Regions from separate parts of the Homo sapiens genome. Here region 1 is linked to region 2. A link is an interaction called in ENCODE POLR2A ChIA-PET data of the cell type or tissue named here. Cell type or tissue: Panc1. All regions are shown on one strand. Links, peaks and the distances in the headings refer to the core of each region. The heading gives the core; the rest is flanking DNA.

What was found. ChIA-PET counts read pairs that join two places held together with the same protein. Peaks named below come from ENCODE experiments on the same cell type or tissue, not always from the same donor. Only the 100,000 strongest peaks of a DNase experiment are listed, where the experiment ranks them.
Region 1: POLR2A ChIA-PET joins it to region 2 with 8 read pairs; 4 of 35 experiments call an interaction of 5 or more read pairs at or near these places.

The regions. Positions count from the first base shown.
Region 1 is chr19:3,516,523-3,520,522 of GRCh38, forward strand. All of the region lies in intron 1 of FZR1 (fizzy and cell division cycle 20 related 1), which reads left to right. It overlaps LOC124904617 (a long non-coding RNA gene), which reads right to left. Exons shown (of 2, transcript XR_007067099.1): 2 at 1,641-4,000. Among named protein-coding and RNA genes, the nearest start is that of FZR1, 12 kb to the left of the region's middle. RefSeq lists enhancers at 1-418, 419-1,243, 1,524-2,326, 3,930-4,000. In Panc1, for the core only: no CTCF peak of the experiment used is centred there; no DNase peak of the experiment used is centred there.
Region 2 is chr19:3,370,428-3,376,437 of GRCh38, forward strand. The region is part of intron 1 of NFIC (nuclear factor I C); the gene reads left to right. Among named protein-coding and RNA genes, the nearest start is that of NFIC, 6.8 kb to the left of the region's middle. RefSeq lists enhancers at 484-533, 5,065-5,480. In Panc1, for the core only: no CTCF peak of the experiment used is centred there; no DNase peak of the experiment used is centred there; H3K4me3 peaks cover 598 bases; H3K27ac peaks cover 3,554 bases.

The sequences.
Region 1 (4,000 bases), core at 1-4,000, 150 kb after region 2:
AGGGGTCGCTGGGGGTCCCGGAGCTGAGCTGAGCACCGCTAGCAGCACCGGGCAAGTGTCCAGGTGAGGTGCCCCGGGAGGCCCCAGGCCCGGGATACAGGACCCTCCAGATCTCGGAGGTGGGAAGACAGTCTGCACACCCGTCTTGTGCACCCCTGCCCTCACTGCAGGGACAGACAGGAGCTGGGTCTCAGGCTGCTGGGCAGGCCTGGGCCCTGTGGTTTTGCCCACCAGCCTTGGGCAGCGTTGAGTGAGTTGTGTGGCCAGTAGACTGACAGCTGCTGCCCACCTGGCAACGTTTGGGCCATTGGCTCACGGCGTCTCTGTTGCCCCGGAGGGCTTGTCAGGTGCAGCCATGTGCTGCTGGGCAGCGATGTGTGCCAGGGGCCGTGTGCAGCTGCAGCTGGCGCCCGGTGTATTTGCTTTCAGTGCTGACTTCAGGGCAGCATCAGTGTTCTGGGGAAGTGGGGGATGATATTTTAGCCAATCACAACCAGACTCTGCCAGCAAGTGCCTCAGTGCACGCGGTTACCACCGCTGCTGCCAGTGACACTTGTTTACATTCTCTCATTCTGGAAAAATGCCAGCTGGGCGCGGTGGCTCACACCTGTAACCCCAGCACTCTGGGAGGCAGAGGCAGGCAGATTGCTTGAGCCCAGAAGTTCGAGACCAGCCTGGGCAACATGGGAAGCCTCCATCTCTACAAAAAATACAAAAAGTGGCTGGGTCTGGTGGAGTACACCTGTGGTCGCAGCTCCTCCAGAGGCTGAGGCAGGAGGATCACTTGAGTCTAGGAGGCAAAGGCTGCAGTAAGCCATAATTGCACCACTGCTCTCCAGCCTAGGTGACAGAGTGAGACCCGGTCTCAAAAATAAAAATCCTGGCTGGGCGCTGTGGCTCACACCTGTAATCCCAGCACTTTGGGAAGCTGAGGCGTGTGGATCACCTGAGGTCAGGAGTTCAAGACTAGCCTGACCAACATGATGAAACCCCCTCTCTACTAAAAATACAAAAAAATAGCTGGGTGTGGTGGTGAGTGCCTGTAATCCCAGCTACTTGAGAAGCTGAGGCAGGAGAATTGCTTGAACCCGGGAGGCAGAGGTTGCAGTGTGCCGAGATTGCACCACTGCACTCCAGCCTGGGCAAAAAGAGTGAGACTCTATCTCAGAAAAATAAATGAATAAAAATTTTAAAAAGATAAAAACTCCAGGGCGCTCCTGTTTGTCCACACTTAGGTCTCTGGAAATGAATTGCATCACCAAGGTCTCTGTGTGAAACAAGATAAACAAAAAAGGGTCATCTGAAATGCTGTGATTTGTAACTAAACAAAGTTCTTTTTTTTTTTTTTTCCTTCCTGAGACAGTGTCTTGCACTGTTGCCCAGGCTGGAGTGCAGTGGTGCGATCTCAGCTCACTGCAGCCTCCACCTCAGCCTCCTGAGTCCTGGGACTACAGATGTATGCCACCACACCCAGCTAACTGTTTCTTTCTTTTTTTTTTTTTTTTTTTTTGAGACAGAGTCTCACTGTGTCACCCAGGCTGGAGTGCAGTGGCACGATCTCTGCTCACTGCAACCTCCGCCTTCCAGGTTCAAGTGATTCACCTGCCTCAGCCTCCCTAGTAGCTAGGATTACAAGCATATGCCACCATGCCCAGCTAATTTTTATTTTTTAGTAGAGACGAGGTTTCACCATGTTGGCCAGGCTGGTGTCGAACTCCTGAGCTCAGGTGATCTGTCCACCTCAGCCCCCCACAGTGCCTCTGTTTGTATTTTTTGTAGAAACGGGGTCTCGCCATGTTGGCTGATCTCAAACTCCTGGTATCCTCCTGCTGTACCTGGCAGCTAAGTTCTTTAACGAGTAAGATTTGCATTACAAAGTTTTTCCATTGTTGGAGAAGGCCTAGCCAAGGGTGCTGAAAGTACAGAAGCCACAAAGGCTCCCACCAGGACACGGGAAGGGCTGGGCCCCACCTGCAAAGTCAGATCTGGAGCAGGGGCAGTGCTGGCATGGAATACAGTCCTGGAGCCGTTCCGCTTGTGCCCGCGCTCCTGTGCCCATGGGTCCCTCTGCGAGGTGCCAGGTCTTGGGGAGACTGTCCTGTGCTGGGATTTGAAGTCTGCTGGTGCCGTTGTCCATCTTGCTTTTACTTTGGCAGCTAGTTGTTGGGGGCCACTTTTACAAATGTACTTCCTTTAGCAGGCATGGTGGTGCATGTCTCTGGTCCTAGCTACTCAGAAGGCTGAGGTAGGAAGATAGCTGGAGCCCAGGAGGTGGAGGCTGCAGTGAACCATGATCAAACTACTGCATTCCAGCCTGGGCGACAGAGCGAGAGACCCTGTCTCCATAAAAAAAAGTGTTTCCTGGCAGCACATGCCACCACCTGGAATGCTTCTCCACCAGCTTGATTTTCTCCCACTACCTCCTCTGGTAGGGAGCTCACTCCAGTGGGTGGGTGGGGCTGTGGCCCTGTCATTGGGAGGGCTCTGTTCATGTGTGTTGGTCAATGAATGACCCTCCCCACCACATCCAACACAGGATGGGGCTGTCAGAAGTCAGGGGCCGTGGGGGCACAGAGAGGAAAGAGAGAGGGCAGGGCCCCCCATGCGAGGCTGGGCAGAGAGAGGGCCTCCAGGACCGTGGGGAGCATAAGTGTCTGGGGAAGCCCCGTCCACACCTGCCACCCTCTGAAACATTCAGTCACACCTGCAGAGTCCCTGCTGCCCTGCAAGGTGGCCTAGGCACAGGTCCTGGGGTCAGGACCCTACGCCCCTGGCAGTCCGGATCGTCTCTGCCCTGCGGCAGCCGCGTCTACGTGGTGAGTCGCCTGCTGGCTGCATGGGGCTTGTGAAGCCGCCAGTGCTGGGCGACCTGCATGGAGCCGACGGTGGTGGCTGATCTACCCCAAGGAGGGCGGAGGGCTGGCCTCCCTCTGGTCTCAGATTTGCTGGACTTGAACAAGTTCCTCGCCGCTTGGCTCTGGGACTCTTGGAGTCTGAGCAGGGGCTCCCTCACCCCTGCTCTGAAGCTCAGTGTTCGGGTCCTGCCTGGTTTTTGGTGTGCCAAGGGGTACAAGCTACTGTCTGGGCAATGCTGCCTGTGAAGCCGATGTTTCCAGCTGTCCTCCCCAACCATGGCCACAGCTGACGTCCTCTGTGGCTGCACGCACCACCTCTGCACAGCCTGGACTGAGCACTGCACTTCCGACGGAGACTCCCCCAGGAGCCCCTGCCCCCAGGGTGGGGTTTTCATGCCACAGTACTGCCTTTGCAAGTGGTCTCTGCTCCGCGGTTTCCTTTCTGTAAGTGCTGGAGGATCTGTGTAGATCCCCCTTCATCTGTGAATCGGTCCCGGGGGGCCCCACACCCACAGCTCTCCTGGGGCTCAGGATCTGCATAGATTCCCTGTTCATCTGCAGATCAGTCCCGGGGGGCCCCACACCCACAGCTCTCGTGGGGCTCAGGATCTGCGTAGATTCCCTGTTCATCTGCAAATCAGTCCCGGGGGGCCCCACACCCACACCTTTCCTGGGGCTCAGGTCTCTATAGACCCTCTGGCTCCAGGCTCGGGAAATTGTCCCCCAGAGGCTGTCTTCACTGGGGACAGATGCTTAGGCCTCTCCTCGTCCTGGGATGGCCAGTGCTGGCCCAGGAGTGGTCGGGTGTGGTGGGGACACATGGGCCTTTGGGGCTGCGGGAGGCAGCTGTGCCCTGTGGAGAACCGGTGGGGACTGTGGGTGGGGAGAGGCCATTCTGGGCGAGGGAGAAGGGGATGGGGAGGAGGCTGGTGACATGACCTGGCCCCAGTAGGGGGCAGGCTGGAAGGAGGGAGAGCTGCTGGCCATTGCTCTGTGGCCGCGTGGGCCACCCTTTGGGCCCATGTGCTTTGGGCTGAGCCATGTAGAGAACCCTGGGCCTTCTATGTGGTCGTGGGCATTGCTGCCCTGCACTCTGCCTTCGTGTCCTCATCTGCACAGGCGGTGGGCGCTGGCACCCGTCCATG
Region 2 (6,010 bases), core at 344-4,343:
CCAAGCGCCCTGTAAATCACCAAAGCTGGGATTCTGGCAGAGTCAGCGTTCTCCTCTCTCTCTCTCTCTCTCTCTGTCTCCCTCCCTTTCTCCCCCCATCTCGCTCTCTCCTCCTCTCTCCCTCTCTCCTTCTCTGTCTCCCTTTCCGTCTTTCCCTCTTCCTTTCTCTCTCTCTCCCCGTCTCCCTTCTCTCCCTCTCTCCTTCTCTCTTCTCTCTCTCTTTCTCCCTCCCTACCTCCCTCTCTGTTCCTCTTCTTTCTCTCTGTCTGTCTCTTTCTTTCTCCCTCCCTTCCTCTCTCTCTGTTCCTCCTCTTCTTTCTCTCTCTCTGTCTCTCTGAGCTGGCCTCCCTCCCTGTCTCACACCAAATGGATGGGAAATGCTGCCTGGGCCTCCTGCCCCGGACACGGCCCGCCCCCCACTCTCCTGCCTGTGTCCACGCCGACCTCACCTGGGTGCCCATCTGCCCTGAGCACACAGCGTGCGGGCACCCAAGTCCTGACCAGTTCACATCCATGAGCACACGCTGGGCGCACACGCGTGCACACTCCCTGACACCCATACGGACGAGGACACAGCTCTGCCTGCCTCGGATCTGCCTTGATGGGGGTCACCAACACACAGACCTAGAGTGCCCCTCACATCTGCCTGAAAATCTTGCTCAGGAGGTGCCAAACCCAATATAGTACCTGGTATAGAGAAGGTGCCAAATAACTGCTATAGAGTGGTGCCAAATAAGTGTTGCTGTGCTTGTGATTGTTGCTAAACTAATTCTCCTCTTTCCTGACTCTGGTGGGTGACCTGCCCCCACCCCCGGACCGTTTCTTGCCCTGAAATGAAGTCAGCAGAAACCCCCACTTCCTCAGGGCTGCTGCAGATTCAGGGAGGCAGCACAATTTTTTTTTTTTTTTTTTTTTGAGGTAGAGTCTCGCTCTGTCGCCCAGGCTGGAGTGCAGCGGTGCGATCTTGGCTCACTGCAGCCTCCGGGGAGGCAGGACATTTCTGAGGTCCACAGTGCAGGGCTTGGTACTCAGTAGGTGCCCAATAAATACCTGTTGCACGAATGAATGAATGAATGAATGAATGAATGAATGTTTTTGGTTGAGAGGCGGGACTTTGGTCTTCCCGAGCCTCCATTTCTCCGCCAACATAAAATAAAAAACATAATGGCACTTTCCTCAGAGACATCGATGTACCTTAGTCCGACACCTGGTATACAGTAGGTGCCAAATAAGTGCTGCTGTGCTTATGGTTGTTGCTAAACTAGTAATTGCATTGAACACCCCAGAGGCATTTTCCAGTTTCCCTCCCTTCCCTCTGTGTGTATTTGCGCAGCGTAAGCCCAGCTTTGGGCTGGGTGACAAGGACAGTGGTGACCTGGAAAGGCCCAGGCTCAGACCCCTCTCTACTGTGGCATTTCTGTTAGTTTTTCTTTTCTTTCTTTTTTCTTTCTCTCTCCTTCCTTCCTTCCTTCCTTCCTTCCTTCCTTCCTTCCTTCCTTCCTTCCTTCCTTCCCTCCCTCCCTCCCTCCTTCCTTCTTTCCTTCTCTTTCTCTCTCTCTCCCTCTCTCTCCCTCTCTCTCTCTCTCTCTCTCTCTCTCTCTCTCTCTCTCTCTCTCGGAGTCTTGCACTGTCGCCCAGGCTGGAGTGCAGTGGCGTGATCTCAGCTCACTGCAACCTCCGCCTCCTGGGTTCACGCGATTCTCCTACCTCAGCCTCCCAAGTAGCTGGAATTACAGGCACGTGCCACCACGCCTGGCTAACTTTTGTATTTTTAGTAGAGACGGGGTTTCACCATGTTGGCCAGGCTGGTCTCAAACTCCTGACCTCAGGTGATCCACCTGCCTCGGCCTCCCAAAGTGCTGGGATTACAGGCATGAGCCACCGTGCCCGGCCTCTGTTAGTCTTTTCTCCCTGCCCAGCCCTGTCCAGGGTCTCCCTGAGTTTGACCAGCCCTGTGTGGGTACCAGCCTTCCTTACACATGGGGGTGCATGGATAAGGGGGGTCCCAGAGGCAGAAGATGGGAGCATTGCTTCAGTGGTCTGGATGCTGGAGATGCTAACAGATCAAAGCTGTGCCCTTGTGGGACCGACAGTCTAGGCCGGGTCGGGGACGGGCAGGAAACGAGGTGACCAGGACTCCTTGAGGATGTGGTGTGCGACCGACCTCGGGGATCAAACAAGGGGAAGGGAACCACGTGGGACTCGGAGAGTGTGCACGGTGCAGACCAGGTGTCACTGGACGCTCTGGCCCGAGACTGTTTGCTCAAGGGGCCCAGGAGTGGGGTGGGGGGGTGCCAGGAGGCCCAGGGACCAGTCCCAGCTCAGTTCCTCCCTGACTGTGTGACTTTGGTGGAAGATTTCATGCCTCAGTCTCCTCCTCGAGGTAGTGGGTGCAATGATAGTCCCCACTTTCATAGTAGACTTTTTTTTTTTTTGAAACAGAGTCTCGCTCTGTCGCCCAGACTAGAGTGCAGTAGCACAATCTGGGCTCACTGCAACCTCCGCCTCCCGGGTTCAAGCGATTTTCCCGCCTCAGCTTCCCAAGTAGATGGGATTGCAGGTGTGTGTCACCGCACCTGGCTAATTTTGGTGTTTTTAGTAGAGATGGGGTTTCACCATGTTGGCCAGGCTGGTCTTGAACTCCTGACCTCAGGTGATCCGCCCGCCTCGGCCTCCCAAAGTGCTGGGATTACAGGTGTGAGCCACCGCGCCCGGCCCCTATTTCGTAGTAGACGTGATAGCTCAGCAAACGCTCAGCCTGTAAGAGGCACAGCCTCGCTCCCTGCCTCTCTCCTCCACCTCCTGGCCCCTCTGGCTCAGCCCTCATTGTCCTCCCAGAACATCAAGGCACAGAGGGAAGTAGGGGACCCAGGGTTCATTTTGCTGACTCACTGCCTTGGCAGAGAGTTTGAACCCTGTGGACTCAGTTTACCCAAATTCCTCACTGTGGCCCACAAGGCCCTGCCCAGCCTGTCCTTGTCCCCTCCTCAACCCTCCCCTCCTCTCTCTTTCCCCCTTGCTCATTCTGCTCCAGCCACATGGGCCTCCTCGCTGTTCCTCTAACACGCCAGGTGCGGTCCTGCCCCAGGGCCTTTGCATGACCCATTTCTCCATCAGAAAGCTCCTGGCCTGGAGTGCCATCTCTCAAGACTTTGTTCAGGTGTCTCCTCCTGCAAGAGACCTTCCTGGACCCCCCCCCCAAGCTAAAAAACACCCCCCACCCCAGAGATTCTCTGGTCCCTCAAACTCTTAAATTTCTTCAGAGCACTTTGCCCAACTTGACGTTTTATTACATATTTTGCTGATTTTAACCATCCGTCCCTGCCCCAGATCTGGATCCAGGTGAGGGCCGAGCCCAGGTCCCTGCCAAGTCCTCGGCACCCTACCTGGGACCGGCATGCAGCAGGCACTCACTAAATGTTTGCTGAGCAACAGAATGAATCTTCCCTCTCTGGGAGCCGTTCACATGTCCACAGGCTGTGATTTTCTGAGCCAGGGGAAGGAGCGGCCCAAGGTTAGAGCCTGACGCTGGTGCCGGATGGGCCTGGGGTTGTCCGTGGGACCATGGACAAGTCATCCGACCCGGAGAAGAAGGCATTAGAACTAAGGCTTTGAAGGATGCGTAGGAATTTGGGATAAGTGCTAAGTAGGTAATGAGCTAGATTCTCATGAAGGATTGTTGAGTCACTTTTACCTGGAAACTTTTGGTTTGGAAATTGGAGTTTCTTGTCCTGGTTTGCTGGCCTGGACTTTCAGGGTGGGAGGAGCACAGGGAGGTGAGTGAGGGCATCACCCAGTGCATGGCGTGGTCGTTCAGCAAGGTCTTGGGTCCAGATGTCTCTCCCAGCTGCTGCTGCTCTCTTTGGCCAGGAAGTCCCAGTGGGCTAAGCTGGGGTTTCCAGGAAAGACCTAGCCTTGTTCCCCTTCTCCCCATCACCTTGCAAGGAACAAGGTCACCAGGCAAGCTCCCCTGTCTCCAGCAGGCTGCAATATTCCTTTCTGCCCATTGTACAGAATGAGAGACTGAGGCTTATCTGAGGTGATCTGTTCCCCAGCCATTCAGATGGTGAAAATAGACCTTACTGTCACCCAGCCACCTTCTCCGACAGTGGGTGCCTCAACTCTGGGCCTCAGGATTGGAGAGGGAGAGGTGATAGAACTGGATGGTCCTGGCTAGATCTGGGAAACCCTGGGTTGAGGAGGAAAGGCTGCTTGAAGGAGGGGACACTAGAGATAGGGCGTTGAGGGATGTGTAGGAGTTTGGGAGGATTTTCAGCATCTAGCTTGTCTTGGTTATCTCTTTTGCCGGTTGGGCCTCTGAGGGCAGTAGGAGGTCCCTGGGGAAGAGGCCCTGGTTATTGCAGGTCATGTGGGAGAAACAGAGTGACAACCGGCCAACCAGGCCCTGCCTCTCACGTGGTCTGATCCCCTGGGGAGGACAAGGGAGGATGGGGCAGCAGGTCCATGACCCAGTTACAAGCTGTTTGTCTTCCTGCCTCTGTAACTAGCCGGGGTCACCACTGACGTGGGCCCCCACCCCTGCCCGCCTCCCTGGCACCTGTCCCCGGAAAGGGCACAGAGAAGGGGAGGAACATAGAGAAGGGAGGGACAGTTAGGGAGGAGGAAGGGAACTCAGATCTACGAGGGGCCAGATGAGAAAAGGAATTAAGAGGAGAGGGGAAGTGGGGAGGGGGAATTCAGAGAGAGAGGGGGGTTGGGGAGAGAAGGAGTTGGGGGGACAGTGATCCCTGCCCCCATCATGGATGCCTCCCCTGTCCCTTCCAGCAGCCTCTTATCACAGCCCCAGTAAGCGCCAGAGCTTGGGTGGCAGCCACGGCCCCAGCTGGACAACATTGTCCGGGCCTCCTGCCCGCCTGGCATCTCCTCCACAGGCAGGTCCTGCGCCTCTATGGGTCCTCTCTGCCGCGTCCCACTGTGCCCCCCACCACCCCCACTGCCCGGCTTCCCTGGCCAGACCATCTGGGCTCTGGTCCCAGCTCTGCTGACCGGCTGTGTGACCCTGGACAAACCACTCCCCATCTCTGGGTCTCATCCAGTCAGGGGCAGGGACGAGATTGGACAGGGCCTGGGCCGGGCCCCCTCCACCTCCCCTTTGCCTTAGCAGGTTGGCTGGGGAAGCGGGGGCAGCGGAAAAGGGCCCTGAGGTCCGGTCCCCGCCGCAGCTGTTACGGTGACTCACGCTTTGGGGGACATTGGGGTGGGGGAGCTTCGCTGGTACAAGCTGACTCTGGTCTCACTGGGTGGGGAGGCTATTTTCAGAGCCTCAGTAATAGGTGAAATCTGATGTCCTGCCCCTCCCCCCGAAGCACCCCACGGCCGGAGGTGGCCCAAGGGGACGTGGAGCACAGAGCAGGGAGGGTGATCTGGCAGCAGCTGCTCTGCCCATCCCGGCCTGGAAATGGGACCGAGTCCAGCCACATCCGCTGGCACACACAGTGGGAGTCCAGGGTCAACGTCTCCCTACCTTCCTGAGACCCCAATCTTACAGAGAACAGGCTGTTCTGAGAAAGGGACCCGTGGCCTTCCAGGGGGTCAGGGCCCTGATTCTTATCCTCACACCGGCCCTGAGACCCTGTGGGACCTCAGCCAGGTCTCCGCCCCTCTCTGAGCCTTAGTTTCCATGCCACAGAACACGGAGCGGGGCCTCAGGCTGTTCCCTGCTTCCTGGAAGATTGTCTGCAATCAAAATGATCATCGCAGCAATCGCGTCCATAGTAATGAAAATACCCCAGCATCTTAGAGGGGCCGAGGCGGGAGGATCGCTTGAGCCCAGGAATTCGAGACCAGCCTGGGCAACATAGCAAGACCCCCATCTCTACTAAAAGTACAAAAATTAGCTGGGCATGGTGGCGCACCTGGAATCCCAGCTACTCGGGAGGCTGAGACATGAGAATCGCCTGAACCCAGGAGGCGGAGGTTGCAGTGAGCTGAGATCATGCCACCGCCCTCCAGCCTGGGCAACAGTGTGAGACACTGTCTCAAAAAAAAA